2 separate regions of the Homo sapiens genome follow, and region 2 is linked to region 1. Evidence: chromatin loops called from intact Hi-C (ENCODE). Cell type or tissue: B cell. All regions are shown on one strand. Links, peaks and the distances in the headings refer to the core of each region. The heading gives the core; the rest is flanking DNA.

Evidence for each region. A loop is a pair of places that touch in the nucleus more often than their neighbours do. Peaks named below come from ENCODE experiments on the same cell type or tissue, not always from the same donor. Only the 100,000 strongest peaks of a DNase experiment are listed, where the experiment ranks them.
Region 2: a loop joins it to region 1, with 14 times the contacts of the local background. A loop is called at or near these places in 5 of 110 quality-filtered maps.

Annotation. Positions count from the first base shown.
Region 1 is chr19:23,243,535-23,259,112 of GRCh38, forward strand. It overlaps ZNF724 (zinc finger protein 724), which reads right to left and starts at 6,860. Exons shown (of 4, transcript NM_001355404.2): 1 at 6,706-6,860. The coding sequence starts at 6,708. It also overlaps the pseudogene IPO5P1. RefSeq lists an enhancer at 6,481-6,770 and a silencer at 6,901-6,960. In B cell, for the core only: no CTCF peak of the experiment used is centred there; a DNase peak (open chromatin) is centred at 6,927; H3K4me3 peaks cover 1,726 bases; H3K27ac peaks cover 711 bases.
Region 2 is chr19:23,109,818-23,125,395 of GRCh38, forward strand. It overlaps ZNF730 (zinc finger protein 730), which reads left to right and starts at 7,208. Exons shown (of 4, transcript NM_001277403.2): 1 at 7,208-7,359. The coding sequence starts at 7,357. It also overlaps the pseudogene BNIP3P37. In B cell, for the core only: a CTCF peak has its summit at 6,630; a DNase peak (open chromatin) is centred at 7,154; H3K4me3 peaks cover 1,281 bases; H3K27ac peaks cover 720 bases.

The DNA.
Region 1 (15,578 bases), core at 3,381-11,380:
ACTATCTCATTTATAAGTAAGAGCTAAATAATAAGAACCCATGGATGCAAAGAGGGGAAAAACAGACACAGGCCTAGTTGAGGTTGGCAGGACAAAGACCTGTTTGGGCCGGGCGCGGTGGCTCATTCCTGTAATACCAGCACTTTTGGAGGCTGAGTTGGGCAGATCACCTGAGGTCAGGAGTTCGAGACCAGCCTGGTCCACATGATGAAACCTCGTCTCTACTAAAAATATAAAAATTAGCCGGGCATGGTGGCAGGCACCTGTAATCCCAACTACTTGGGAGGCTGATGCAGGAGAATCACTTGAACCCAGGAAGCGGAGGCTGCAGTGAGCCGAGATCATACCATTGCACTCCAGCCTGGACAACAAGAGTGAAACTCCATCTCAAAAAAAAAAAAAATTAAATTAAATAAATAAAAAAAAAAAAATACCTGTTTGGTGCTATGCTTAGTATCTTGGTGAAAAAATAATCTACATCAAACTTTCATGACACAATCTTACCTATGTAATAAACCTGCATGTGTACCTCTGAACTAAAATTAAAAGTTGAAAGGAAAAAACTCGACGGGTGGGGGTAAGTGCAATATGTAAACTGAAAGATTGGTTTGTGCTATTTATTTCTGGGTCCATGCAGGCACGTGAGATTATGAACAAGTGGCCCAGAACCCTAAGTTGGTGGGGAGAACAGGTTGCTGCTGCAGATTCGGTGTCTGGGGAACAGGAATATGCCGGGAGACTCGTAGACACTTTTGAAGGATTTTTGCAAGAAATGCTAAATCAAAAATGCTGTGGTGAAGTTCCTGAGGGTGGTGCCTTGTCCTGAGAGGGGTGTGGATGCATCAGTGTCTAGTGGGCATGATTGTGAGTCGGTGGGAATCCTGTGGTGGCAACTGTGGAAAGAGAAGGTCTGTCATCAGAGATTCTTTCCTCTAAGTTTTCAGTCCTCTCTCACTCTAAGAGAAGACCTGGAATCAGAAAACAATGGGCAGTGTGACAGCCAGTACATAGGAGCAGAGCCTCCCATTCCCAGACACTCAGTTTTATTCCAGGCTAGACCTTTTATGGTATTTTTATTCTGGCACAAAATCTATAGAGTTTGCTGAACACCAAGCAACTCTCCAACACCAATTCTTTATCTAACATTTAAATTCTGACACCACCCAGAGTCAGCACAGATGCTGATTCAGGGCTTGGTCTCAAAATATTGTTCTTACTACAGTTGCCAGTAACAAACCCCATGGGCCCATTTATGCTTCTAAATTATGAGCCCATTATGAGCTACTGTTTAAAAATTCAGGACTCCCATAAACTTGCTCAAGTTCAATAACTTAATAGTGCTATACACAGTACTTAGAAAAACACTGTAGTTATGTTGACCGGATTATTATAAAAGATACAACCCAGGAAAAGTCAAATGAAAGAAATGTGTAAGACAAAGAAAAGAGGTGGGGAGAGATGAAGCACGTAGGTAATCCTGGTAAATGGCTATAATTAATAAAATTCTCCATCTTTTGTGTGCTCCAGAAACAGTTTATGGAAAGAAACACACATCCCATTATGACTTAGATGATGCACTCTTTTCTTACCTATCACATAGCCAGACATAGATTCTGCCCATTTTCTTCTTATTCTCTTAGAAAACCCAGCTGAATTTGTCTTCAGTGGTCAAAATAAAATACTACTTAATCAAACAAGTTTATCTCCTTCCCACAGCTCCTGAACTTTTGAGCTACCCTCAGTCTAAGCCAACATACAACCCCATTATATGCTCCTCCTAAGAACATTCTCTGATTTAGCCAGGTGCGGTGGCTCACGCCTGTAATCCCAGCACTTTGGGAGGCCAAGGCAGGTGGATCACGAGGTCAGGAGATCGAGACCATCCTGGCTAATATGGGGAAACCCCATCTCTATTAAAAATACAAAAAATTAGCCAGGCGTGGTGGCGGGCGCCAGTAGTCCCAGCTACTCAGGAGGCTGAGGCAAGAGAATGGCGTGAACCCAGGAGGCGGGGCTTGCAGTGAGCAGAGATCGCGCCACTGCACTCCAGACCTGGGCAGCAGAGCAAGACTCCATCTCAAAAAAAAAAAAAATTATCTGATTTAGAATCTGATTTTTTCACCCTTCATTTGCCATTCCCCTCCCACCTTGTTTCTCATCTTGGTTGCTCCTTAATATGAAAAAAACCCACCCTTGTCTGCCTAACCTTTGAGATCCTTAAAGACCTTATAATTGGTACTTCCTCCTGTTCCAATACTCCTTTGGAACTTAATTTTTTAAATATAAATCTAACTTTATATTTAAAAGTCTAGAAACGCCTCAAAGCAAGAACAACTTTATCTTCAGTAAGATCCTTTCAGTCCCATTCCATCTTAACTGCATCTGTCTGTGGGTCCTCAGCTTTCCATGGCTCTATAGCTTCTCTTCAGATAAAAGGCTTCTTCCATGGCTGGAGTGAGCAGGCTAGGAAATCTGCAGGGGAGGCTCCCCAGGAAGAACTAACTGGGCCTTTAATAACCTTCTTTTGCAGGATCAATATGAGCCTTTAGCTTGGAGTCACTGGGCTCAAGCTTTACTTTTCCAGTAAGAGTTATTCACTCAGGTTTTGAAACTCAGTGTTTGAAAAATCAAGTAAAATTACTCAAACACAGTGCTCATATAAAAGAAAAAAAATTTAAGGTGCTTAAGTTTTATACCTCAATAAGAAAAGCAAAAGAATCTAAACTTTCTTTCAGACAATAAATACTTTATTATCTCCATTATAAATCATGTAGTAAACAATTAGTCATATGGGGACACCTCTAGGAGGTACCAAGTTTTGTCTTATAAAATTTAGCATCGGCCGGGCGCAGTGGATCACACCTGTAATCTCAGCACTTTGGGAGGCCGAGGCGGGCAGATCACGAGGTCAGGAGTTCAAGAACAGCCTGGCCAACCTGGTGAAACACTGTCTCTACTAAAAATACAAAAATTAGCTGGGCGTGGTGGCATGCACCTGTAATCCCAGGTACGCTGGAGGCTGAGAGAGGAGAATTGCTTAAACCCGGAGTCGGAGGTTGCAGTGAGCCAAGATCGCACCATTGCACTCCAGCCTGGGCGACAGAGCAAGACTCTGTCTCAGGGGAAAAAAAAAAAAGAATTAGCATTAAACTCATACATCAAGATTACAGGATATAGAACAGAGATATTCACTCTCAGAAATTTACCCTGCAATAAGAGGAACTGATGTTTTTATCAATCTATGTAACTCAGCAATTATCTACCACATTTTCTTGTGAACATGTATTCATTTTCTACAGCCAAAATGGAAGAGAAATTTTCCTTATTCTTTTCCTTGATAGCTCTCTAAAAGCTAATGCTTGAAATTGTGTTTGAAAACACTCAGGCAAAAAAACACACCTGAGAAGGCTGGGCACGGTGACTCACGCCTGTAATCCCAGCACTTTGGGAGGCCGAGGTGGGCGGATCACCTGAGGTCAGGAGTTCAAGACCAGCCTGGCCAACATGGCGAAACCCCGTGTCTACTAAAAATACAAAAATTAGCTGGGCATGGTGGTGTGCACCTGTAATCCCAGCTACTCAGGAGGCTGAGGAAGGAGAATCGCTTGAACCTGGTAGTCAGAGGCTGCAGTGAGCTGAGAACATGCCACTGCACTCCAGCCTTGGCAACAAAATGAGTGAGACTCCATTTCAAAAAATAAAAAATGTACCTGAGAAAATTTCTAAACTCACAGTGGGGAAAAAAAAGTAAATGAGAATTTTTAACAATGGAATATATGAGTAGGTATTTTTTGAAACCTGTCTATTTTATGTTTTTGTAAATATTTTCTCACCTTTCAAGCTCTACTAATAAAATACAATTTACAGTTTAAAAGAGTCAATATAAGTGAACAAATCTTTTCAAGGTGACAAAACAAAGGAGTGGCAGTGCTGATTAGAAAACAGATGTGTCTGACTCATTCGTCAAGTCAGGCCATCCAATCCCTGGAGAGATTTTCCCACCCCATCCTGCTCACTTAAGTGTCCAATGACCACCTTCTCAGGAGACACTGCATTACGCCCCAATGAGTGCCCCAAGTGCATTTTACTTGGCAAGTTCTTGTACTAGCTCACTGAGATGAGGTTTTTATCTGTCTTTGGGGATACAATTTTTTTTCACAAATCTTGGAGAATCCAGCTGGCAGAAATTATTTCTGTTTTCCCCTCAATACCAGCGTCTGATCGCTGACCAGCAATATGTCTCCAAGAAATGGAAAATGGCTTGGATAAAAACAATCTTAATGTCTCAAAGGGTTAGCTTTTCAAAGGAAGAATACACCAGGAGATCCCTCTAAGCCCCAGGGCATTCACCTTCTTCTTGAGAGGCTACACTCCATACCTCAGCTTGTTCTATAAGAGAAAATGACCCAAGAGCTGATATTAACTCTAGCAGATAGACATGGTGGGTATCTTGGTTTATTCAGATAGTACAGGACCAGGAAAAAACTAAAGGGTAGCTGAGGACACATCACCCCATAAAGTTTACAAAAAACACTGACCCCCAAAGCATTATGATCTCTGTGCTTAGGGAAGATAAAAGAAAAAGAGGCACAGATATTTTTTAAAATACAGTGTCAGGGGATTACTCTTTGCTTTCTTCTCATGGAAAATATTTAAAAACAGAAAACAAATTTTTAAAATGTTTTCAATGTGTTGTCAGTAAATAATTAAAATACAGTATGAAAAATATACACTAAAGGACAAATAGTTCATAATGTGAATTAGGGAAAGAAAGTTGACAGTTCCTTGAAGTAAAGTACTAAATTTTCAGTTCTCGAGATTGTCAGAACTGGAAATTTAGTATGTATTTTTACTTCAAGCCAGAGTTAGGCTGGAGGTAAGGAGAACTGGGGGATACACGGGAGACCCTGCTTGGAACACACGTAAAAAATGCGGGGAAAATCAGTCCTCTGTGGAGTGTGAAAATAGTTAAGTGCCAGGCAATTAGTCTGAGGTGGAAATCTAGGCCCTGGATTCTTGCTTTGAAAAAAAATCTAACTCAAATGCATTTTTTTTTTTTTTGTAAATTACTACATTAGAGGAAACAAAATTCAGGCTTAACCGACTATAAACTGTCAATTAAGCTCCAATTACACAACCAGGAAATTTGTACGTTCAAGGTGGAAAATAAGAAACTGAGGCAGGGAGCACTGACTCATGCCTGTAATCCTACCACTTAGGGAGGCTGAGGCCGGTGGATCACCTGAGGTCAAAAGGTCGAGACCAGCCTGGCCAACATACTGAAACTCTGTCTCTACTAAAAATACAAAAATTAGCCGGGCATGGTGGTGGGCGCCTGTAATTCCAGCTACTTGGGAGGCTGAGGCAGGAGAATCACTTGAACCCGGGAGGTGGAGGTTGCAGATCGTGCCACTGCACTCCAGCTTGGGCGTCAGTGCAGGACTCCGTCTCAAAAAAACAAAACAAACAAACAAACAAAAAAAACTAAGAAGAAGAAAAGAGGAGAGAAACAAACAAACAAAGACAGGAAGACAGAAAGAATATAACTGTACCTAACCAATTATTGAATTTGGGATTTTTGCATCATGCACCTTATCAAAGTCCTTCAAGCCCCTCTTATAAACCAAAAACTACAACCCATAGGGGTGCTCTAAAATTTTTGAACCACTCTTTGATTAAATTATTTAATATTTTTGCAGAGACTGCCTTTTTTTTTTTTTTTTCTAGACAGAGTCTTCTTACTCTGTCGCCCAGGCTGGAGTGCAGTGGCGCGATCTTGGCTCACTGCAACCTCCTCCCAGGTTCAAGCGATTGTCCCGCCTCAGCCTCCCGAGTGGCTGGGATTACAAGCATGCGCCACTATGCCCGGCTTTTTTTTTTTGAGACAGAGTCAAGCTCTGTCACCCAAGCTGGACAGCAAATGGCGTCAGCTCGCCTCACTGCAACCTCCGCCTCCCGGGTTCAAGCGATTTTTCTGCGTCAGCCTCCTGAGTAGCTGGGATTACAGGACCGCGCCACCACGCCCGGCTAATTTTTTGTATTTCTAGTAGAAACGGGGGTTTCACCATGTTGGTCAGGCTGGTCTCGAACTCCTGACCTCGTAATCCGCCCACCTCGGCCTCCCAAAGTGCTAGCATTATAGGCGCAGGCCACTGTGCCAGACTAATTTTTATATTTTTAGTAGAGATGGGGTTTCGCCATGTTGGCCAGGCTGGTCTCGAACTCCTGGCCTCGGGTGATCCGCCCGCCTCGGCCTCTCGAAGTGCTGGGATTACAGGCGTGAACCAAAGCGCCCGGCCTGCCATAAATTTTTAATAGGGGGAAAGATGAACTGGAAACGCAGCGGACTAAAGCCCTTCCCATTCATGAACCCGCTCCCCGAGTCAGGATTCTCCCCTGACTACCCTCCCTTGGTCCCTGCACAATCTGGGAGAGACGCTGCGCTGCGGGAGCAGAGCTGCCCAGAGAGGGCTCCAGGTCAGGGCACAGTCACTGGGCGGGGAAGAGACAAGACGCCCGGGGGCCGGCTGTCAGCGAAGCCGCCATCTTATGGCTGAAGGGGACTGAGGCCCAGCTGGGCAAGGAGAACTCAGGGCGCAGTTTGTGGAGATGACTGCGGGGAGGCCCGAGTCCGCCACAGCCACTTCCCACAGGTTTCAACCAGCCCCTCCCTCTCTCTCCGGATGTCGGAGCCGCCACTCTCACCATTTCTAGGCTTCCAGGGGAGGCCCTGGCGTCTTAGCTGTGGATCTCCCAATGCTTGCAGGTCAGAGGGCCACAGAGGCTGGGCCTCTAAGAGCAGGGGACACAAAGCAGGGAAGACGAGACCAAGCGCTCCAGCTGCAGCGAGAGACAAAGGCCCCGCCAAATCCCGGAAGCCGCCCTGTCCGCTCCAGTTGCGTGCCTGATTGGACGGTCCCCAGCTCAGGGTCCCTGATTGGAAAACGTCTAAGGCCCAGCCCCTTCAGGCCTTAAGTGACAGAAGACCTGACCAAACGCTGGACTGAATGAAGAAAGAGTGACAGCCTAAGCTGCAGCGTTTTCAGGCAGGGCTTCCTCCCTGAGCTTAGCCCACCCCGGAGGGTATTTGCATTTGACCTCGTGTATGAGGTTTCATGTATTTATAAATAACATACTATACGGCTATTCACAAATGAAAAATATATAATAACAATAATTTTAAAATTTCAGTTTTTATGATCTTCCTGGCTTCTGGCATTTGAGCAAGCAGCCTGAGACTTTTTTAAAAAGGCAATCCTCTGAAATAAAATATAAGCCACATGTGAATTTTGAATTTTCTAGTAGCCAACTTTAAAAAGAAACAAGAAAAAGGTGGAGTTGATTGTAACAATTTAACTTACCCAATATATCCAAAATATTATCAGTTTAATATGTGAGCAATAATTATATATGTATATACATGTATATGTATGTATATATGTATATATGTGTGTATATATGTATATATGTATGTGTGTATATATGTATATATATGTGTGTGTGTATATATATATACATATATATATATATATATATATATATATATATATATATCACTAAATCTTTGAAACTCACTCTGTATTTTACCATTCCAGCACATCGCAGTTTAGACCAGCGACATTCCAGGCACCCAGGAGCCACACGTGGCCAATAGCTGCCATATTGAAGTGCAGCTGCGATGTCAGCTGAGTGAAGGGCCTGGACATCAGAGGTGGGGGAAAGCCTCTTCCTACCAACATCTCTTCAGTTCCCAGGGTGGAACAGATAGTGGCCATAAAAGAGCAGAAGGCAGCAAGAATAAAATAACCACACATAGACCACTGCTGGCCACCTGTTGACCACCTTCCTTCCAGATTAAACAGTGAACAACAAGTGATGGGGTGACAGGAGAAGTAAACTCTATGTCTTCATATCTGTCCAGTCTTTTTTGAGACAGACTTTCACTCTTATTGCCCAGGCTGGAGTGCAGTGAAGTGCAATGGCAGGATCGCGGCTCACCACAACCTCCACCTCCCAGGTCCAAGCAATTCTCCTACCTCAGCCTCCCAAGTAGCTGGGATTACAGGCACGTGCCACCACACCCAGCTAATCTTTTGTATTTTTATTAGAGACAGGGTTTCTCCATGTTGGTCAGGCTGGTCTTGAACTCCCGACTTCCGGTGATCTGCCGGCTCCCACCTCCCAAAGTGCTGGAATTACAGACGTGACCCACCACGCCCGGCCTTTTTTTTTTTTTTTTGAGACAGACTTGCTCTGTCACCCAGGCTGGAGTGCAGTGGCACGATCTTGGCTCACTGCAACTTCCACCTCTTGGGTTCAAGCAATTCCCTGCCTCAGTCTCCTGAGTAGCTGACATTACAGGCGCCCACCACCACGCCGAGCTAATTTTTGTATTTTTAGTAGAGACAGAATTTCTCCATCTTGGCCAGGCTGGTCTTGAACTACCGACCTCATGATCCACCCGCCTCAGCCTCCCAAAGTGCTGGGATTACAGGCATGAGCCCAGCCTTGTCCACAGTCTTGACCTCCAATGTTTATATATGAAGAAAACAGATTAAAGGCAAACTTATTTTGCTATTTGACCTTGGCCCTAATGGTCAGGCTGTGGTTATCTGTTTTATTTTGTGGTGTGGGGGGGTCTGTGTAAGTACAAATCACATGCATAAATGTCTACGTGTATTTCTGCATTACTCAGCATTATCTTACAAGACATCCAACTTTCTTTTTATTTATTTATTTTGAGACAGAGTCTCACTCTGTTACCCAGGCTGGAGTGCAGCAGCGCAATGCGACCTTGGCTCACTGCAACCTCCACCTCCCGGGTTCAAGCTATTCTCCTACTTCTGCCTCCCCAGTAGCTGGGATTATGGGTGCGTGCCACCACGCCCAGCTGATTTTTTTTGTATTTTTAGTAGAGACAGTGTTTCACCATGTTAACCAGGATGGTCTTCATCTCCGGACCTCGTGATCTGCCCACCTCGGCCTCCCAAAGTGAGCCACCGTGCCCGGCCAAGACATCCAACTTTAAATCAGAAATAAAAAATTAGAGGCTGGGCACGGTGGTTCAGGCCTGTAATCCCAGCACTTTGGGAGGCAAGGCAGGTGGATCACGAGGTCAGAAGATCAAGACCATCCTGACTAACACGACGAAACCCCGTCTCTACTAAAAATACAAAAAATTAGCTGGGCGAGGTGGTGGGCGCCTGTAGTCCCAGCTACTCAGGAGGCTGAAGCAGGAGAATGGCGTGAACCCAGGAGGCGGAGCTTGCAGTGAGCCGAGATGGTGCCACTGCACTCCAGCCTGGGCGAGACTGTGAGACTCCATCTCAAAAAAAAAAAAAAAAAAAAAGTTTGTGACTTATGTATAATCTTTAATAAGGCGACTTTAAAATTATTGGTAAAGTAGTATCAGCAATGTCTTAAATATTGTTAGCATTTTGTTAACTTTTTTGAGATGTAGTCTCACTCTGCCGCTCAGGCTGGAGTGCAGTGGCGCGATCTTGGCTCACTGCAAGCTCCCCCTCCCGGGTTCAAGCAGTTCTCTGCCTCAGCCTCCCGAGTAGCTGGTATTACAGACGCCTGCCACCATGCCTGGCTAATTTTTGTATTTTTAGTAGAGACGGAGTTTCACCATCTTGGCCAGGCTGGTCTTGAACTCCCGACCTTGGGACCCACCCGCCTCGGCATCCCAAAGTGCTGGGATTACAGGTGTGAGCCACTGCGTCTGGAACATTTTTTTAATCAAGGGGTTTTTGGCCAGGCTCAGTGGCTCATGTCTATAATCCCAGCACTTTGGGAGGCCAAGGTGGGTGGATCACTTGAAGTCAGGAGTTCGAAACCAGACTGGACAACATGATGAAACCCTGTCTCTACTAAAAATACCAAAAGTTGGCCAGGTACCATTGTGCATGACTGTAATCCCAGCTACTCAGGAAGCTGAGGGAGGAGAATGGCTTTAACCCAGGAAGCAGAGGTTGCAGTGAGCCGAGATTGCACCACTGTACTCTACCCTCACTGACAGAGTGAGATTCTGTCTCAAAAAAAAATCAAGTGGTTTTATGATTCCTCCAACAATACTATAAGATTTGCCCTAAGGGTTACAAATGATAAAGCCCAGCACATGACAGAATAACCTTTGCTTGCATATGCTTATAAAATATTGTTGGCTTAATGAAAACAGCTAAATTGTACACTTTTGGTATAAACTTTTTTTTTTTTTTAGAATGGTATGAGGTCACAGGTTGGTTTAAGAGTGTGCCCTTTCTTAAGGATGATATGCATGGAAAGGCCAAAAGCAATTTCAGGATACCAAAAAAACTTCCCCTAATTGGCACTTTAACTAGTGAGGCTGGGGTGGAAGAGCTTTTCATTGACATTCCCCTTTATTTAACAATTTATTTAGTTGAATCAAATAAGGTACTCCTTTTACTTTTACAAAGCCCGGATGGCTTCTCTACCATCCAAGGAGGTAAGAAGTTAAACTGAGAGTTTTGATTGTTTTTGTTTTTTGAGATGGAATCTTGCTCTGTCACCCAGGCTGGAGTGCAGTTGCTTGATCTCGCCTTACTGCAGCCTCTGCCTCCCAGGTTCCAGCGATTCTCTTGCTTCAGCCTCCTGAGTAGCTGGGATTACAGATGCTCACCTCCACACCCAGCTAATTTGTGTATTTTTAGTAGGGACGGGGTTTCACCATTTTGGCTGGGCTGGTCTTGAACTCCTGACCTTAGGCGATCTGCCTCCCAAAGTGCTGGGATTACAGGGATGAGCCACCACGCCCAGCCAGCTGAGAGTTTTAATCCTCTATTACACAATTGGTTTCTCTGGCAATCAATCCTGGTCCTGAGGCTGTCCAGAAGCCTCCAGCCAGAAATCATCTCATTAACATACAAAAGATGCTTCTCTTTTCAGACATTCTAAAGATTTTAGGGGCTGCATACAAAGAAACTGAGACAAACTAAATACTGACATTGATAAGAGCCTCCAGACCTGGCTCAGCTCTGGCAGTCTCTGGAAAGCTTTGCTTTACTCACCTCCTTTTAATTAGAACCTACCCCCAATAACCCTGTGGACATTCTTTATAGCAGCGGCATGTTCTGGCATTTCACATCTTTGATATAATCTTGGTGTTTGTTGTTTACTTCCTTATACTTTTGTTCCGGGGAGCTATGTCTTGTTTACACTATATTCCCAGTGCCAATCACAGGCCTCAGCCCATGGCAGGTGCTCAATGAATAGTTGTTTAATCAATGCACAATGGCATTGTCTGTAAAAGGGAAGCAAGGAGTAGGTTAGAGCACAGTTTAGCTCAGCCACTTCCTATCTGGCTGACTTTGGGCAAGTTCCTGAATTTTTTCTTCTTTCAGTCACCTTGTCTGTGACACGAGGAATCATTAAACTTACCTACAGAGTTTCTGCTGATGAAGATTTAATGAGCAAAAATATCTAAATGGCTTTGAAACACTGGCTGGCACAGCAAGAGTGCTCCACACATCAACTGTGTCGACTAAGGGTCAAACTCTTTAAAATATTTGAAGAAATTTATTGAGTCAAATATGAGTGACCATGCCCCATGACACAGCCCTCAGAAGGTCCTGAGGACATGTGGCAAAGGTGTTCTTCAAAGTGTTCATTATTAAGGCATCCATCTCCCATAACTTCAATGCACTTTGCTAAACAATGCATTATTTCTGAGGACATCTGAATCTGTTTCTGTACCAATGGTCTTAATCAGAACATCACATAAATTGCCACATCTGTGTGAGATACTCAGGACCACGGACTCTCACACACTCCAGAAGAAAAGGCACGGATTCTGCTGCTGCCCCTCCAACACCATTGTGGAAATAAAATTTCAGTAAAGGGACCACCAGTTTGACAACCTGCTTGGTGTACTCCACAAAGCAGTCAAATCAGCTATGTGCTGCAAAAGGTCACTTTTTTTTTCTTTGAGATGGAGTCTCCCTGTCACCCAGGCTGGAGTGCAGTGGCGCAATCTCGGCTCACTGCAATCTCCGCCTACCTGGTTCAAGCGATTCTCCTGCCTCAGCCTCGTGGGTGGCTGGAACTACAGGCGCCTGCCACCACGCCCAGCTAATTTTTGTGTTTTAAGTAAGATGGGGGTTTCACCATGTTGGCCAGGCTGGTCTCGAACTCCTGACCTCAGGTATCCACTCGCCTCGGCCTCCCAAAGTGCTATGATTACAGGTGTGAGCCACCGAGCCTGGCCAAGGTCACAATTCTTCCTGTGAGCAGAGACCAGGTAACAGAAGAAAATCACATCACCTGTGTGAGTGGTGCAAAGACAATGTCCTCTGGTGCCAGGACCCAGGCATAAAAGTTACATCACCTGGATGTTGGACCCAGCAATATGTCACAATGGCCCAAGTAGGCAGAGACAGAAGAGTCAGATAATGTCAGTGCAGGGCCCAGCAATGTCACAAAGTCTCCTGCAGGCAAAACCTAAAAGAAGAGAAAAGTGCTGGGCATAGCAATATGCTACAATGTTCCTGTAAGCAGGGACCAGGCAGAAGAAGACAGTCACATCGCCTAGATGCTGGGCCTAGTGATATGTCAACCATCTTTTCTGTAATAAAGACCCAAGCAGGAGAAACACATCACCTGGTTGCTGGCCACAGAAATGTGCCACAATTTTCCCTGTAAGCAGGGTGCTGGCAAAAGAGGAGAGTCACATCTCCTAGGTAATAACTGTGACATACCTGTGCAGAAGTATGTCACAATGCCCCCTTCAGGAAGGGGCCAGGTAGAGAACTCCCGTCCCTTAGGTGTTGAGCCCAGTGTCACATTTGGGTATGTCACAATACCCAAATATGTGGGGCCTGAGAAAAAGAGGAGAGTCACATCACCAAGATGCTAGGCCAATGGTATGTCACAATTTCCCTGTGAGCAGAGACCAGGCAGGAGAAGAGTAACATTACCATGGTTATGGGCATTCAGTTATGTCACAAAGCCCCCTGTAGTCAAGGCCCAGGAAAATGTTACATCACTTGGGTGTTGAGCCCAGCAATATGTAATGATGTCTAATGTGACACATTGTGCTGCAATATGGCACAACATGCAGGACATAGGTTGGAGAGTCACATAACATGGGTACAGGATCCAGCAATATTTGACAATACCCAAAATTTGTGGTGTCCAAAAAGAAGAGTCACATCACTGAGATGCTGGGTCCAGTGACACATCACAATCTTCACTTTGGGTTGAACCAAGGCAGGAACATCAAACCACTCAGGTGTGTAACAAAGACATATGTCACAATCACACCTGCAGGAAGGTCCAGTAATTAAAAATCCTGCACATGTCCCAGTTCTAGGTATCAGAGTATGTTGGGTCTAAGTATGCTAGTGACAATCTCACCAACTGGATCTGTGCATGAGAGCTGAGAGCCTTCATCCCTTCCATGAACTGTTTGGCCCTAAGCCCAGGTAGGAGAGTCAACATGTCCCCCAGCCAATTAGGGACATGTTGACTATCCTACCTAGGCTTAGACAGGTAGAATTCTCACCTATGAACTGGATTTAGAAATAAGTCATTATTTCAACTCTAGCCAGATGTTCACATATGACAGTCACAATTTTAACTGTAGACTGTGTGTGTGTGTGAGATTCAGGGCCTCACCAGTGGGCTCTGTCCATGTGTGAGGGTGACAATTCTAACAGTTGGTGGGGAGTGTATATGAGAAACAATCTCATCTGTATGCTGAACCCTGTAATGACACTCTCTGTACCACAAGAGATTTATACAGTATGCAAGAAAGTGGCAATTCTTCATGACCTTTGTACAAGGAGACCCAGAATCATATTCATGACTCTAGGCCTAGCTGTTAAGAGACAGCATCTTGGGCTGGGCACAGTGGTTCATGCCTGTAACCCCAGCACTTTGGAAGGCCGAGGTGGGCAGATCACCTGAGGTTGGGAGTTCGAGACCAGCCTAACCAACATAGAGAAACCCCATCTCTACTAAAAATACAAAATTAGCTGGGCGTGGTGGCACATGCCTGTAATCTCAGCTACGTGGGAGGCTGAGGCAGGAGAATCGCTTGAACCTGGGAGGCAGAGGTTGTGGTGGGCAGAGATCACGCCATTGCACTGCAGCCTGGGTAACAAGAACAAAACTGTCTCAAAAAAAAAAAAAAAGAAAAAAGAGAGCGAGAGCAAGAGAGAGCATCTCTCCTATTAAATACTGTGAGGTATGAGAGTAATCATTGCATCTGTGATCTAGGTCAAGATATATTTTACAGGCCAGGCGCAGTCACTCACACCTGTAATCCCAGCACTTTGGGAGGCTGAGGCAGGTGCATCACCTGAGGTCAAGAGTTTGAGATCAGCCTCACCAACATTGGGAAACCCTATCTCTAATAGAAATACAAAAATTAGCCAGGTGTGGTGGCTAGCTACTAAGGAGGCTGAGGCAAGAGAATTGCTTGAACCCAGGAAGCGGAGGTTGCAGTGAGCCAAGATCATGCCACTGCACTCCAGCCTGGGTGACAAAATGAAACTGTCTCAAAAAAAAAAAGATATATTTTACAATCCTGCCTATGAATAGGGAGAGAGGAGAGTCACATCATCTGGGTTTTTAGCCAGGAATATGACACAACCTTTTTTTTTTTTTTTTTTTTTTTGAGATGGAGTTTTGCTCTTGTTGCCCAGGCTGGAGTGCAATGGCACAGTCTTGGCTCACTGCAACCTCCGCCTCCTAAGTTCAAGTGACTGCTGTGCCTCAGCCTCTCAAGTAGCTGGGACTACAGGTGCATACCACCACGCCTGGCTAATTTTTGTAATTTTTTTCCCAAGATGGAATCTTGCTCTGCTGCCCAGGCTGGAGTGCAGTGGCATGATCTTGGCTCACTGCAACCTCCACCTCCCGGGTTCAAGCAATTCTCCTGCCTCAGGCTCCCGAATAGCTGAGTTTACAGGTGCCCGCCACCACACCCGATTAATTTTTGTATTTTTAGTAGAGACGGGGTTTCACCATGTTGGCCATCTGGTCTCAAACTCCTCAGGCGATCCACCCACCTCGGTCTCCCTAAGTGCTGGGGATTACTGGCATGAGCCACCGGGCCCGGCTTGACACAACCTTTTCTGAGGGCAGAGATCAGTCAGGAGTGTGACTGCATACTCAGCCAGGAATAAGTTACAACCTTCTCCTGAAAGCAGCACACAGGCAGCAGAGTCACATCACCTGGGTGCTGAGCCCAGCAATCAGTAACAATGCTCTCTGTGGTCCAGGCCCAGGCAGCAGAGACACATCACCTGGTACCTGGGCCAGCCACAATTTTTTCTGTGGGGCACGTACAGGCAAAAATGGAGCATCACATCTCCTAGGTTATTGATGCAGAGGTATGTCACAAGGCCCTCTGTAGAAAGAGCCCAGGTGGTAGTCTCCCATTTTATAGGTGTTGGACCTAGTAATATGTCTTAACATGAAAAATATTCAGGGCCTAAGCAAAAAAGGAGAGTCACATAACCTGAGTGCAGGGCTTAGGAATATGTCACAATGCAACATGTGGGCAGCTCCAAGGCTGGAAAAAAGAGTCACATCTTGGAGGTTCAGAGTCAAGC
Region 2 (15,578 bases), core at 3,014-11,013, 130 kb before region 1:
ATTACAGGCGTGAGCCACCGTGCCCAGCCAATGTATGAAATTTCTAAAAATCTAATTTATCTGAGTATATCTAATTGTCATAATTATGGTTATTATGACAAATTATTGTAGGCTGAAGACATAATCGATTTCTTTTATTTGTTTCTTTATAACCATTTTTTTTTTTAAGACGGAGTTTCACTTTTGTTGCCCAGGCTAGGGTGCAGTGGTGTGATCTTGGCTCACAGCAACCTGCACCTCCCAGGTTCAAGCGATTCTCCTGCCTCAGCCTCCCAAGTAGCTGAGATTACAGGCATGCACCACCATGCCTGGCTAATTTTTGTATTTTTAGTAGAGAAGGGGTTTCACCATGTTGATCAGGCTGGATGGTCTCGAACTTCTGACCTTGGGTGATCCACCCGCCTTGGCCTCCCAAAGTGCTGGGATTACAGGCATGAGCCACCGTGTCTGGCCTCTTTATAACCATTTTTTTTTTTAAGACGGAGTTTCACTTTTGTTGCCCAGGCTAGGGTGCAGTGGTGTGATCTTGGCTCACAGCAACCTCCACCTCCCAGGTTCAAGCGATTCTCCTGCCTCAGCCTCCCAAGTAGCTGAGATTACAGGCATGCACCACCATGCCTGGCTAATTTTTGTATTTTTAGTAGAGAAGGGGTTTCACCATGTTGATCAGGCTGGATGGTCTCGAACTTCTGACCTTGGGTGATCCACCCGCCTTGGCCTCCCAAAGTGCTGGGATTACAGGCATGAGCCACCGTGTCTGGCCTCTTTATAACCATTTTAAGTCATTTCCACAGTTAATGGTCTAATTCTAATGCAGTTTCTCAAAACTCCAAAAGCTTGCAAAATTGTAAAATATAGTGTCTTTAAGGAGGTTTATGAAAGTATGGGTAAAGTCGAGTATAGGTTTCTGATCAGTTTGGGATTAATTGTTTGGACTGGGTAAGGACTCTGAGAATCCTAATGAAGAGATTGATTCTTATAAAACTGCTAACCCAAGCAAAACAAAGATTAATTAAATATTAGAAAAATATTCTGCCACATATTGTGTTAAATCAGCCAGTACTGAAGTTTTTTAGACATGCCATTTGAATGAACTCTGTGGCCTAAGTCAAATTACCTATGATAACCCCTCAGTTTTCAGTGCTGTGCACCTAAATTGTAGAAACCTGGTATTTAAGAGGACAAATTTAATGTTAAGTGTGGACTCTTGGAGAACCTAGACAGCCAACAGCTACTTGTTCATTCCTGAGTTCTTAAAGCTTCCATTATTAACAGCTCTGCATTCCATTACTCATCACAGAAGAGATAAAATAATCTAAATTAAATATAAATTAAGTTTGTGGTGACTCTTCTAAATTACTAAAATAGGTTAAGACCAATTTTTTTTGTCAAGCATATAATCCCAATAAGACAATCAAAACTTCTTGTACATTTCTGCTACCTGATGAGCCATTTAAACATTTATACAGAAATTTTATTTAATTGTCATTTTAATGCATGTTTTCTTGTATAAAAGTTTTCTCATGCAAGAGGGTTGATGTTATAACAGTAACTAAAAGGATATTAGGATACATGTTTTCTCATATCTTCAGTGATAAAGATACTTATTTCTCTAGACAAGTTGTAAAACTGTTAAACAAGATATTAGGCTGGGCATGGTGGCTTATGCCTGTAATCCCAGCAGTTTTGGAGGCTGAGGTGGGTGGAACACTTGAGGTCAGGAGTTCAAGACCAGCCTGATCAACATAGTGAAACCCCGTCTCTACTAAAAATTACAAAAAATTAGCCGGGCATGGTGGTGCATGCCTGTAGTCCCAGCTACTCGGGAGGCTGAGGCAGGAGAATTGCTTGAACCCAGGAGGCGGAGGTTTCAGTGAGCCGACATCACACCACTGCACTCCAGTCTGGAGATAGAACAAGACTCCGTCTCAAAAAAAAAAAAAGATAGATACAGTAGTATTGAGCAAAACTAACTAAATTGACTGGATTGCTTTTGTAATTGCAGATTGATGACATATCAGATCCATTTAGAGTGGAAAAAATATGTTGGCCATTTAAAAATAGTCATTGGAAGGCCTATGCACCTAAGAGAACCTCATGTATCTTCTGCTACTGAAGTCTAATATTACTAAATTCAAAAAGGCTTTAATGCATTATGACAAAGCATATGAAGAAAGCCTTAAGGTGAAGAAAGCCTTAATAGTCTACTGACTGTGGACAGTAAAACCCTTTATTATCTAGAACCCAGAGATTGAGTCTGCCTGCCATGTACACTGAAGCAAGACATCAAGACTTTGAAAGCTGGGTTGATAATCTCACAACTTAGAAGGGCCCCTCCAGACTCTTTAATTGTAAACCCATAGGAGATCTTAAAGCTAACCAGAAAGATTTCTCCTAAAAAGCAGATGGATATCTTTATGTAGATAGCTTTTTTAATAAGATCAAAAATCAAGACACATTTGCTATCATGATACTCTTAGTTAAGTTTGTTTATGGCTCTACAAACAATAGAAATTTAAAAAGCATCTTTTGTGTGCACTCATTGGGTATACTTATATGTAGAGAATTTTGCAGCCAACGTGTGAAAAAACATAACATCTTTTATAGGTAAAAAATGAAAGGCAGGCCAGGCACGGTGGCTAATGCCTGTAATCCCAACACTTTGGGAGGCTGAGGTGGGCAGATCATGAGGTCAGGAGTTTGAGACCAGCCTGACCAACATAGTGAAACCCCATCTCTACTAAAAATACAAAAATTAGTCAGCGTGGTGGTGCACTCCTGTAATCCCAGCTACTCGTGGGAGACTGGGGCACGAGAATCGCTTAAACCCGGGAGGTGGAAGTTGCAGTGAGCTGAAATCGCGCCACTACCCTCCAGGCTGGGCTACAGAGCGAGACTTCGTCTCAAAAAAATAGAAGAAAAAAAAAAAAAAACTGGAAGGCCAATATGGGTGAGAAATTTTAATGGGACATTTGTTGTCTCATCAGAAACAGAATGTGTGTCCACTGCTCTTAACCTATTTCACAAGTTAAAGAGAACTTATTCAAAATAGGTTAAAGAGCATTGCCAGGGTGCCATTACTTTTCTAAATGGGCATCCTTTGATAGGTCTTTTTTCCCCCTGGTTTAGAGTAAATGAGGCAATGGTTAGAAATGTATCCCCTATCATAGGGCTTTATAGCAGATTGCACTGTAAAGGCTATGGTTACACAATAGACTTTAAATTTTTTGCTAAAGTTGTGCTGAATCATATAATTTCTTTGGATTACTTACTGTATAAACAGAAGTGTCTGCAGTTGCTAATTCTTGTAGTTGCACATGGAGAAATACATTGGGTATTACAGAGATGCAGTTGTAGGGGATTAATGAACAGGCTGTTTGGTTAAAATAAGTAGACTATAGCTAATTATTTGATCTATGTAATGTTAGTTGGTGGTTCATGAGGACCCTGGTTAAAAAGCACGCTTCAAACTCTTCGTATTATCCTCCTGGTAGTCAAAATAGTAGTCTCCCTGCTGCATTGTATTCTCAAAAGTTAGAAATGTTTTCATGCAATCACCTGTAGAATATAAAATTGTCTCTCACTAACTGGAATGACAGAAACTCAAAGACATATGTAACTATGATGAAACCATAACCTAGGAATGACATAAGAACAAAGACCCTAAATAATGGAAACAGTGGTACTAAGGCCCTGAGTTTTGGTTACACTGTGCACTGTTGAAAATTTTTTGAACAAAATTATTAGAGGCCATCATTCTGGACTGAGCTTGTGCACTAGGTCCAAACAGACAAAATCAAACTGAAAATTTAAGGAAATAGGTAGATTCTGTAGGTTTTGTTTTTCTTCTGTAAACAGCAGATCTTAACACAAGGGGTTTCCCTCTACTCAAACCTTTAAAAATAATAATAAAATAATAACCTGAATTTCTTGATTCCACTTTACAAAACCCATAGTTCTGCTATTTCACAGTGGAATCTGAGACTAAGTACATTTTTGATGGTGACAGTGTTATCAATGTCTAAAGTTTTGGTCTATCAAAATTTAGAAGATGACCAAAAAAGGAGAAATTGTTTAATTATACCCTAAATCTACCCCCTTTCATGTTTAAGTTTGGTCAATAAGTTTTTTTGTTGTTTTGTTTTGTTTACATAGTAAACTGAAACCTAACTGAATGTGTAAATAGACTGTACTCATTTTTGTACCAACAACTGTGTTTTGGCCAATAAAAGGATGTCAAATGTTCAAACCATGTTTAAATAAGGAAAATCCCAAGCTGTAATCAATCTAGCTGTTCCTGTATTTCACTTCTATTTTCTGATGTCACCTTGCTTCTTCTGTCCATAAATCTTTCACCATCATGTTGCTGTGCTGGAGTATTTCAGAGCCTACTTTGGATCCACAGGCTACTCAATTTGCAAATCCCTCTTTGCCCAATAAAACTCTGTTAAATTTAGTTTATCTAAAGTTGTTTTTCTTTTTCTTTTCTTTTTTTTTTTTTTTTTTTGAGACGGAGTCTCGCTTTGTCACCCAGGCTGGAGTGCAGTGGAGCGATCTCGGCTCACTGCAAGCTCCGCCTCCCGGGTTCTCGCCATTCTCCTGCCTCAGCCTCCCCAGTAGTTGGGAATACAGGCGCCCGCCATCACACCCGGCTAATTTTTTTATTTTTATTTATTTTTATTTTTATTTTATTTATTTTTATTTATTTTTATTTTTAGTAGAGACGGAGTTTCACCGTGTTAGCCAGGATGGTCTCGATCTCCTGACTTCATGATCCGCCCGCCTCGGCCTCCCAAGTGCTGGGATTACAGGCGTGAGCCACCATGCCCGGCCCTAAAGTTGTTTTTCTTTTAGAAGTTTTCAAATGTATTCTCTGATCAAAAATGAATAATCTGTTGTTGGGCTTTGATTTTCTAAACTCATCCCTCAGCTATTTTTCCAAATTATTCTATGTCCTTTCAAAATGTTTCTGCAATTTTTTTGAGATGGGGTCTCATTCTATCACCCAGGCTGGAGTGTAGTGGTGTAATCAATTATGGCTTACTGCGGCTTTTACCTTCCATACTCAAGCCATCCTCCTGCCCTAGTCACAGAGTACCTCGGACTACAGGCATGCAACATCATGCTTGGCTAATTTTTTTTCATGAAGACAGGATTTTACTATGTCGCCCACGCTGTGTTTGAACTGCTGAGCTCAAGTTATTCTCCCATCTCAGCCTCACAAAGTGCTAAGATTACAGGTGTGAACCACCATGTGCTTCTGCAATTTCTTGACAGGATTATTTCCAATAATAAACAGTACTATGTGGGCACAAATCTAAAAAAAAAAAAAACTGTCTTCTTTTGCAGAAGTGTCACTCTCCAGAATTTCAAGGGTCTGTGGCAGTTACTCTAGTAATATAGTTTGATCTATGGAGGTGCCTGAGCTTTGGAGTCAGAATTTATCCTGAGGTTCAGCCCAGCCAATTAGTAGCTTTGGGTCTTTGGACAAGTTTCTTCATGTGAAAGAGTTGTATAAACCACATATGCAAAAAAGGCAGAATGATACTAATTGCAGAAATTGCAGCAATTTTTCATCCCTCCTATATCCTTTGCCACGTGCTTTTTTACAGCCGTTCCCATTGAGATATGGAATCTGTTTTCCAGACCCTAGATACGGCTGACCTTATTTCCTCAGGTCAGTAGAAACCTGTGAACATGACCGTGTGCCAGTTTGGGGCCTAGGCTCAAATGGTCTTGAATGCTTCTGCTTTTCTTTCAGAATGCTGCCCTCTCCATGAACAAAGCACATGTTAGCCAGCTGGAGGATAACATAACATGGTGGGTGGGGAAGAGAAGCAAAGTGCCTCTGTTGACAGAAGCAGAAGCTCACCCCCAGAAGCAGAAGCTTACCCCCAGAAGCACAGCTTCCTAGTCAAGAAGCAGTTGTTGATACATGTCTGAAGGAGCTCAGCTGGGACCAGAAGAATGGCCCCAGTGAGCCCAGCCTAAATGGCTGACCATCTCAATTATTACCTAATAAGTTTTGGATGGTTGGTTATGCTGCAATAGCTAACTAATACATGCACCCAGTGCAGATAGGTGCCATGATTTAATGACAGGTTGATTACTAGTTACCTTCTAACAGTGGGCTCCATAAAGGTACTAATATTTTCCCCTGATTTAAAGTTAGATGTGTTGTAAGATAATGTTGAGTAACGCTGCAATACATGTAGATATGTATGCATGTGATTGGTCCTTAGTCCCCGCACGCACAGGAGAAAACGTAAAACTACATCCTGACACTTAGGGCCAAGGCCAAATAGCAAAATAATTTTGCCTTTAATCTGTTTTCTTCATATCTAACATTGGAGGTCCAGACTGTGGACAGATCTGAAGACATAGAGTTTTCTTCCCCTGTGGCCCCATCATCCTTTGTTCAGTGTCTGATCTCTGGAAGAAAGGTGGTCACCAGATAGTGATCTACCTGTGGTTATTCTGCTTTTTCTTTTCTTTTCTTTTCTTTTCTTTCTTTCTTTCCTTTCTTTCCTTATTTCTTTTCTTTCTCTCTTTTCTTTCTTTCTTTTTCTCTCTCTCTTTCTCTCCTCCTCCCTTCCTCCTTTCCTTCCTTCCTTTCATCTCACTCTGTCACCAGGCTGGAGTTCAGTGGTACGATCTCGGCTCATTGCAACCTCCACCTCCTGGGTTCAAGCGATTCCCCTGCCTTAGCCTCCCGAGTAGCTGGGATTACAGGCGCGCGCCACTACTCCCAGCTACTTTTTTTTTTTTTTTTTTTTGTATTTTTAGTAGAGACGGGGTTTCACTTGTTGGCCAGGCTGGTCTCAAACTCCTGACCTCAGATGATCCACCCGCCTCGGCCCCCCAAAGTGCTGGGATTACAGGCGTGAGCCACCGCGCCCGGTCTATGTTCTTTTGATTTGTGAATATTCATATAGCGTATTATTTATAAATACATATGATCTTACACAAAAGGTTAAAGTCAGTACCCTCTGGGGTGGGCCTGTCTCAGTTCAGGGAGGAAGTCCTGCCCGAAAAGGCTGCAGCCTACGCTGTCACTCTTCATTCAGTCCAGCATCTGATCACATCTGTCACTCAGGGCCTGAGGGGGCGGGGCCTTAAACGTTATCCAATCGGGGACACTGGGCGGGGGGCCGTCCAATCAGGCCCGCAGCTGGAGCAGACAGGGCGGCTTCCGGGATTTGGCGCGGCCTTTGTTTCTCGCTGCCGCCGAAGCTCCAATTTTCGTCTGTCTGCTTTGTGTCCTCTGCACGTAGAAGCCCAGCCTGTGTGGCCCTGCGACCTGCGGGTATTGGGAGATCCACAGCTAAGACGCCAGGGCCCCCTGGAAGCCTAGAAATGGTGAGAGTGCCGGTCCGACATCCCGAGAGAGGGAACGGGGCTGGTTGGAACCGGTGGGAAGCGGCTGTGGCGGGACCCAGGCCTCCCCGCAGTCAGCTTCACAATCTGCGCCCAGAGTTCTTGCCCAGCTCGGCCTCAGTCCCCTTCAGCCATACGATGGCGGCCGCGCTGACAGCCGGGGCCCCGGCGTCCTGTCTCTTCCCTGCACTGTGACTGTGCCCTGCCCTGGAGCCCTCTCTGGGCAGCTCTGCACCCGCAGCGCTGCGTCTCTCCCAGATTATGCAGGAACCAGAGAGGATCGTCAGAGGAGAATCCTGACTCGGGCTGCGGGTTCATGAATGGGAAGAGCTTTGGTCTGTGGCGTTCCCAATTCCTCTTTCCTTCTGTTAAAAATTTATGGGAGTCATCACCAAAATATTAAAGAATTTAATTAAAGAATGATTCTAAAATTGTAGAGCACCCAGTTATGGGGTGTAGCTTGTTATCCATGGGACGGGCTTGAAGGAAAGACTTTCATAAGATGCATGATGCAAAAACCCAAATTCAGTAATCGGTTAGGTACAGTTACATAGTTTCTAAATTTGCACCTTGAGCGTACAAATTTTCTGGTTATGTAATCAGAGCTTAATAGGCAGTTTATAGTTTGTTACGCCTAAATTTTGTTTTCCTTAATGTAGTAATTTACAAAAAAATACATTTGAGTTACATTTTTTTTTAAAGTAGGAATCCAGGCATCGCAGCCACGTACCTCGAATTGCCTGTCACTTAACTATTTTCACACTCCACAGGAGACTGATCTTCTGCATTTTTTTTTCATGTTTCTCAAACGGGGTCTCAAGTCTACCCCTCAACCCCCATTCCTCCAGCCTAACTCTGTCTTGCAGTAAAATACTAAATTTCCAGTTTCTTCTGATTATCCCAAATGCCAACTTTCCCTCTCTAATTCACATTATTATCTGTTTGTCCTTTAGGGTACATTTTTGATACTGTATTTTAATTATTTTTTTACAAACCATTGGGTGGGACATTTAAAAAGATTTGTTTTCTGTTTGTAAATATCGCCCATGAAAATAAACCAAAACTAATTCCCTGACACTGTATTGTAAAAAAATCTCTGTGCCTCTTTTTCTTTTGTCTCCCCTAGGCACAGAGATCTTGTGAAAGTGTTTTGGGGTCAAGTTTGTTTTTTGTTTTTTTTTTTTGTTTTTTTAATTTTTATGGGATGATGTATTCTCAGCCACCCTTTAGTTTTTTCCTGGTCCTGGTTTTCAGTACTGGCTGTGAATAAACCAGGGTACACACCATGGCTATGTCTGCTAGAGTGTTTGATGATTATTAGCTTCTGGGTCATTTTCTCTCACAGGACAACAAGAGGTATGAAGTGTAGTCTCTCAAGAGAGCAGGTGGATGCCCTGGGGCTAAGAGGAATCTCCTGGTGTCTTTGAAAAGCTAACCACTTCAGACATTAACATTGTCTTCACCCAACCTAGCTTCCCTTTCTTAGAGACACATTGCGGGTCAGCCAATCTTATGCGGGTATTGAGGGAAAAACAGAAGTGATTTCTGCCCCTCGGATTCTCTGAGATTCATGGAAAAAATAGTATCCAAATGGCAGATTTTACCTATTCTTTTATTTGGTAGCATTCTACAACCAAATGTTGTAGATAATGGGTGAGTTACAAGATTTATGAAATCATCGGTTGTTATTTTTGCAGGGTAAATTTGTGACAGTGAATATCTCTGTTCTCTATCCTGTTATCTTAATTTCTGAGTTTAATGCTAAATTTTATAAAAAGAAAAAGAATCATCTGCAAACAGAGATTGTTTTAATTTCCTCTCTTCCTGTTTGGATGTGTTTTATTTCTTTCTCTTGCCTGAATGCTCTGGCCAGGACTTCCAATTTTATGTTGAATAGTGGGGGTGAGAGAAGGCATTCTTGCTCCAGTTTTCAAGAAGGAATGTTTCCAGCTTGTGTCCATTCAGTATGTTGGCTGTGGGTTTGTCATAGATAACTCATTATTTTGAACTATTTGCCTTCAATGCCAAGTTTGTTGAGGGTGTTAAACATGAAGGATATTAACTTTTATTGAAAACTTTTTCTGTATCGAAATAATTTTGTGGTTTTTATCTGTAGTTTGTTTATCTGATTAATCAAACATATTGATTTGTGTATGTTGAACAAACCTTGCATCCCAGGGATACAACCTACTTGATCATAGTGGATTAGCTTTTTAATGTGCTGCTGGATTTGGTTTGCTAGTATTTTGTTGAAGATTTTTACATCAGTGTTCATCAAGGATATTAGCCTGAAGTTTCCTTTTTTTGTTTTATCTCTGCCAGATTTTGGTATTAGAATGATGCTGTTGCCAGGAGCAGTGGCTCACGCCATCTCAGCACTTTGGGAGGCTGAGGTGGGTGGATCAGGAGGTCAAGAGATGGAGATGATCTTGGCCAACATGGTGAAACCCTGTCTCTACTAAAAATACAAAAAGTAGCTGGGTGTGGTGGTGCACACCTGTAATCCCAGCTGCTCGGGAGGCTGAGGTAGGAGAATCACTTGAACCTAGGAGGCAGAGGTTGCAGTGAGCCAAGATCGCGCCACTGCACTCCAGCCTGGCGACAGAATGAGACTCCGTCTCAAAAATAAATAAATAAATAAATAAAAAGAATGATGCTGCTTTTATATAATGAGTTGGGGAGGAGTCCCTTCTTCTCAATTTTTTAAAATAGTTTTGTAAGATATAATACTTGTTTTTCTTTGTACATTTGTTAGAATTCAGCTGTGAATCTGTCTGGTCCTGGACTCACTTTCTTTCTTTTTTTTTTTTTTTTTTCTCAGGCAGAGCCTCGCTCTGTTGCCCAGGCTGAAATGCAGTGGTGGGATTTCGGCTCACTGCAACCTCCACCTCCCAGGTTCAAGCAGTTCTCCTGCCTCAGCCTCCCAAGTAGCCAGGACTACAGGCGGGTGCCACCATGACCGGCTAATTTTTGTATTTGTAGTAGAGACAGTATTTCACCATGTTGGCCAGGCTGGTCTCGAACTCCTAACCTCAGGTGATCCTCCCACCTCGGCTTCCCAAAGTGCTGGGATTACAGGCATGAGCCAGCACAACTGGCTGGTCCTGGGCTTTCTTTTGGTTGGTAGGCTGTTTACTACTATTTCAATTTTGGAGCTTGTTATTGGTCTATTCACTGATTCATTTTGTTGTTTTTGTTCAGTTATGGGAAGATGGATTTTTCCAGAAATTTATCCATTTTTTTTTTTTAGATTTTCTAGTTTTCACAGAGAAGTTTGTAGTAGACTTCAGTACTTATTCATATTTTTGTGGGGTCAGTGGTAATGTCGCTTTTGTCATTTCTAATTGTGTTTATTTGGTTCTTCTTTTTTCACTAATCTTATTAGTGGTTTATTAATCTTATTAACTTTGTTATAAGATAATAAGATAAGTGGTTATTATCTTATTAAATTTTTCAAAAGATTTAACTCAATAGATTTCTTATTTGTATGACTTTTCATGTCTAAATCTCCATCAGTTCAGATCTTCTTGTCTTCTGCTAGCTTAGGAGTTGGTTTTCTCTTGCTTCTTTCATTCTTTTATTTATGATGTTAGGTTGTTATATTGACCTCTTTCTAACTTTCTGATGTGAGCATCAAAAAGTGCTATACATTTCCCTCTTACCACTGTCTTAGCCATGTTGCAGAGATTCTAGTATGTTGTATCTTTGTTCCCATTTGTTTCAAAAAACTGCTTAATTTCTACCTTAATTTCATTATTTATTCAAAAGTCATTCACATGCAGATTCTTTAATTTCCATGTAATTGTATAATTTCAAGTAGTTTTCTTTGTGTTGAATTATATATTTATCAAGCTGTGGCCTAAGAATGTGTTTGGTATGATTTGGGTATTATTAAATTTGCTGATAATTGTTTTATTTCTGATTGTGTGGTCAGTTTTAGAGTATTTGACACGTGGTGGTGAGAAGAGTGTATACTGTGTAGATTTCAGATGGAGAGTGTTGTAGATGTCTATTAGGACTATTTGGTCAAGCATTTAGTTCTGATATCTTTGTTAATTTTCTGCCTCAGTGATCTGTCTAATAGTGTCCATGGGGTGTTGTAGGAGTCAGAATCTAAATCTCTTCATAGTTCTCTAAGAACTTTGTGTGTGTGTGTGTGTGTATGACAGAGTCTTGCTCTGTTGCCCAGGCTAGAGTGTAGTGGCACGATCTCGGCTCACTGCAACCTCCGCCTCCCAGGTTCAAGAGATTCTCCTGCTGCTTCAGCCTCCTGAGTAGCTGGGATTACAGGAGTGTGCCACCATGCCTGGCTAATTTTTGTATTTTCAGTAGAGACCAGGTTTCACCATGTTGGTCAGGCTGGTCTTGAACTCCTGACCTCGTGATCCACCTGCCTCAGCCTCCCAAAGTGCTGAGATTACAGGCGTGAGCTGCCATGCCCAGCAGAACTTGTTTTATTCATGTGCGTGCATGGATTTTTAATAACATATTTTTTCTGTCTGCTTTTTTTCATAAACATTCTTTCAAGTGCATACCGTATGCCCAAGGCTACAGCTTAGATGTCTGCATCCAGTGTCTACTGAAGTTCAGATGTCCAGTGTTCAAGAACATGTCCAGAGACTTGGCTGTTGTAGAAAAAAGTATAAATTAAAGATAAGAGGCTTTATTCTCTTACGTGAAAGTAAGGGAGGATATTTTGTTCATCTCTCTTTTTTTAAAACATTTAGATTACACGTAGATAGTTTTCTCTGCTTTTTAGAAATATATGTAAATCATAGTAACAGCTATATAAACCTTTTGTTATTCTTTCTGACTCAGAATTGTCTTCATCTAGGACCTCAGAACCATTGCTTTGTTTTTGCTTTGGCAAAGGTTTTTTTTTGTTTTTGTTTATTTTCATTTTTAGTCTTTTAAAGTAGACACAAATTTGTTTAAAGCTTTTTTTTTTTTTTTTTTTTTTTTTTTAGACAGAGTTTCACTCTTGTCGCCCAGGCTGGAATACAATGGCACGATCTTGGCTCCTTGCAACCTCCACCTCCCAGTTCAAATGATTTTCCTGCCTCAGCCATTCAAGTAGCTGGGATTACAGGCTCCTGCCACCACCCTTGACTAATTTTTTTATATTTTTAGTAGAGACTGAGTTTTGCCATACTGGCCAGGCTAGTCTCAAACTCCTGACCTCAGGTGATCCTCCTGCCTTGGCCTCCCAAAGTGCTGGGATTACAAGCGTGAGCCACCACATCGGGCCGTTTAAAGCTTATTTTAAGAGCACACAAAAGTTGAGCACAAAGATAAGATTAAATTTAGCAACACAGAATGATAAAGAATAAAAAAGATACTGAGTAAACTTTTTTGACAGAAAACTGATTATCCAAGGTAATTATCTCATATTTGCAGGCTAAAGTACTTACACTGCAAAGGCAAGAACAGTTCAGTTTATTCACTAAATAGTGGAATCTGTAGGTGGACTTTGGTTTCTGTTACTTCAGAACAATTAGTATAGTTAGGTGTAGTGTTTGTAGACAACTTGCATTCACACAAATTAACATTTTGTATAATAGTATGAATATAAGGCTACAATATTTGAATAAATCCCTTTAGTCATTTTAATATTGTTATTTATACTCTTGAAATATAAAGTGTTTTAACTGAATTATGGTTATAGATATTTTTAAAGTTCTACATACATTATGACAAGTACATTAAAATTATTTATACTTAGATATTTATATCTAATATCCAAAGAAAATTCACTACAAAATTGTTACAGTTGTTATTAGTTTGACATGCTTATTAATTTATCCAATAGGATAATTATAGGTAAGCATTGTTTTAGTGTCTTTCATTTCACTGAATTTGAATGCTGCTTTTACAGGACAAATAAACATAATGGGCTATGTGACCACCCAAAACCATAATAGCTCTTCAGTTAGCTATGTTGCAAGCTCAAATATATTCCACTGTATAACAAAGTCAGATTCCAGTTTTTCATCAAAAAGTGCTGGTGAAAATTGTCAGATGTATTCCAATATAGATCCCCAATTCACTGGTTAGGAGATGGGAGAGCAGCAGACATGAAAAAGAAACCTTATAGGCCAGACACGGTGGCTCACGCCTGTAATCCCAGCACTTTGGGAGGCCAAGGCAGGTGGATCACGAGGTCGGGAGATCAAGACCATCCTGGCTAACATGGTGAAACCCCGTCTCTACTAAAAACTACAAAAAATTAGCCAGGAGTGGTGGCGGGCACCTGTAGTCCCAGCTACTTGGGAGGCTGAGGCAGGAGAATGGCCTGAACCCAAGAGGTGGAGCTTTCAGTGAGCCGAGATCGTGCCACTGCATTCCAGCCTAGGCAACACAGCGAGACTCCAAGACTCCATCTCAAAAAAAAAAAAAAAAGAAACCTTATAAAATTCTGCTGAGAACATGCCTTTTTTTTTCATAATGCTCATGTTTCTCATGCTGAGAGTAGCCATGCATTTTGAGTGTTTCAAGAAAAATTCCTTTTGGGGGACTATCTTCTGGCCAAGTTGATCAGTCTTACATCTAATCTGAGTTTTTTCTTAAGATGCTTTTAGCTTATTTTTTCTTTCAATATAATCTTGCTCAGATTGAGAGCTGTTTTTCTCTCCAATGCTTTGGGTGTCTGTTTCAGAAACCCTATTAGTATCCCATGGTCTCTGTGAATGAGGTGGGTTGTCACAGGGAGAATATTCTTGGAGTTATCTCTATCTGGATTCATGCTGGAAATCTAGCAGTACTTTTTTTTTTATGTCACCCTTATAAATAGAAACTGAGGGTGAAATACTGCTCCCATTCCCATTACTGTGAAGGTGCAGTTCTACCCAGGAGGCCTGCAGTCTCCTCTCCCTGCAGCGCAGGCTCCACTCTCTGATGTGACACTAGAGTACTGCTGTGGCATTGGGGTTCATGTAAGATGTGAACCAGCAGCTTTGAGCTGTGTGTTGTGGGCTGTGTTTCAGTGGAAGTTGGTAGGCGTAAAGAGAGGACACTGGCCACTAGGAGAACGCAAGCAGGGTGCTGCATGTTCTACATTCTGTGAGAGGTTCCGAGAGTAAATAGAATCTGATGGCCAAATCTGTAAATGTAAACAAGCATCTTAGGAGTGAAAGATCAAGGCTACAAAGTATCCAGAGCCATAACCACAACTATACCTACCAGTAAAATGCAAGACTGGAATACAGTATTGTTGTCCTTCCTCTTACTGAAGAGCTAGAATCAGGACAGGTGATCCAGGTTCTGGAGCTCGACCAGAGCAGTTCCATTTTTTATTTAGAATCAGCCTGAGTCTCTCCTGCCTGGCTTATCATTGGGCAATCAACCCAGGGTAACTGGGAACCCTCTCACAATTACCTAGCCATCTTTGAAACATTTGAGAATATCCAGAGCAGAATTTTATCAGGCTGACAAGAGTGGTTAATGCTACTTCTTTCTCAGTGTAAAAGAAATGAGTCATTCTGTGTTTGTTCCTCCCTCATACAAGAGATAATTTTGGTTGGTACTCAGATGATAGTTTCCCCAGTTTTCTTGTACTTGGGTGAAAAACAAGGAAGAGGTCTAGAAACTAAAACAGATAAACTGATTGCTTTCATTTCATATTATCATTAGAAAAATAGGTAGAGCAGTTATGGTTCTTATCATACAGAAACTTTTAGTCTAGACTAGTGATATGGCTTGGCTATGTCACCACCCAAATCTCATCTTAAATTGTAACTCCCACAGTTTCTACATGTTGTGGTAGGAACCCAGATGGAGGTGATTAAATTATGAGGGGAGGTGTTTCCTGCACTGTTCTCATGATAGTGAATGAGTTTCACAAGATCTGATGATTTTAAAAATGGGAGTTTCCCTGCACAAGCTCTCGTTTTGCTTGCCACCATCCACGTAAGATATGACTTGCTTCTCCTTGCCTTCTGCCATGATTGCGAGGCCTCCCCAGCCATGTGGTATTGTAAGTCCATTAAATCTCTTTTTCTTCCCAGTCTCTGGTGTGTTTTTATCAGCAGTGTGAGAACAGACTAATACAAAAAATTGTTACCAGTAGAGCCGGGCATTGATGAAAAGATACCTGAAAATGTGCATGTGACTTTGGAACTGGGCAACAGGCAGAGGTTGGAGCAGTTTGGAGGTCTCAGAAGACAGGAAAATGTGGGAAAGTGTGGAACTCCCTAGAAACTTGT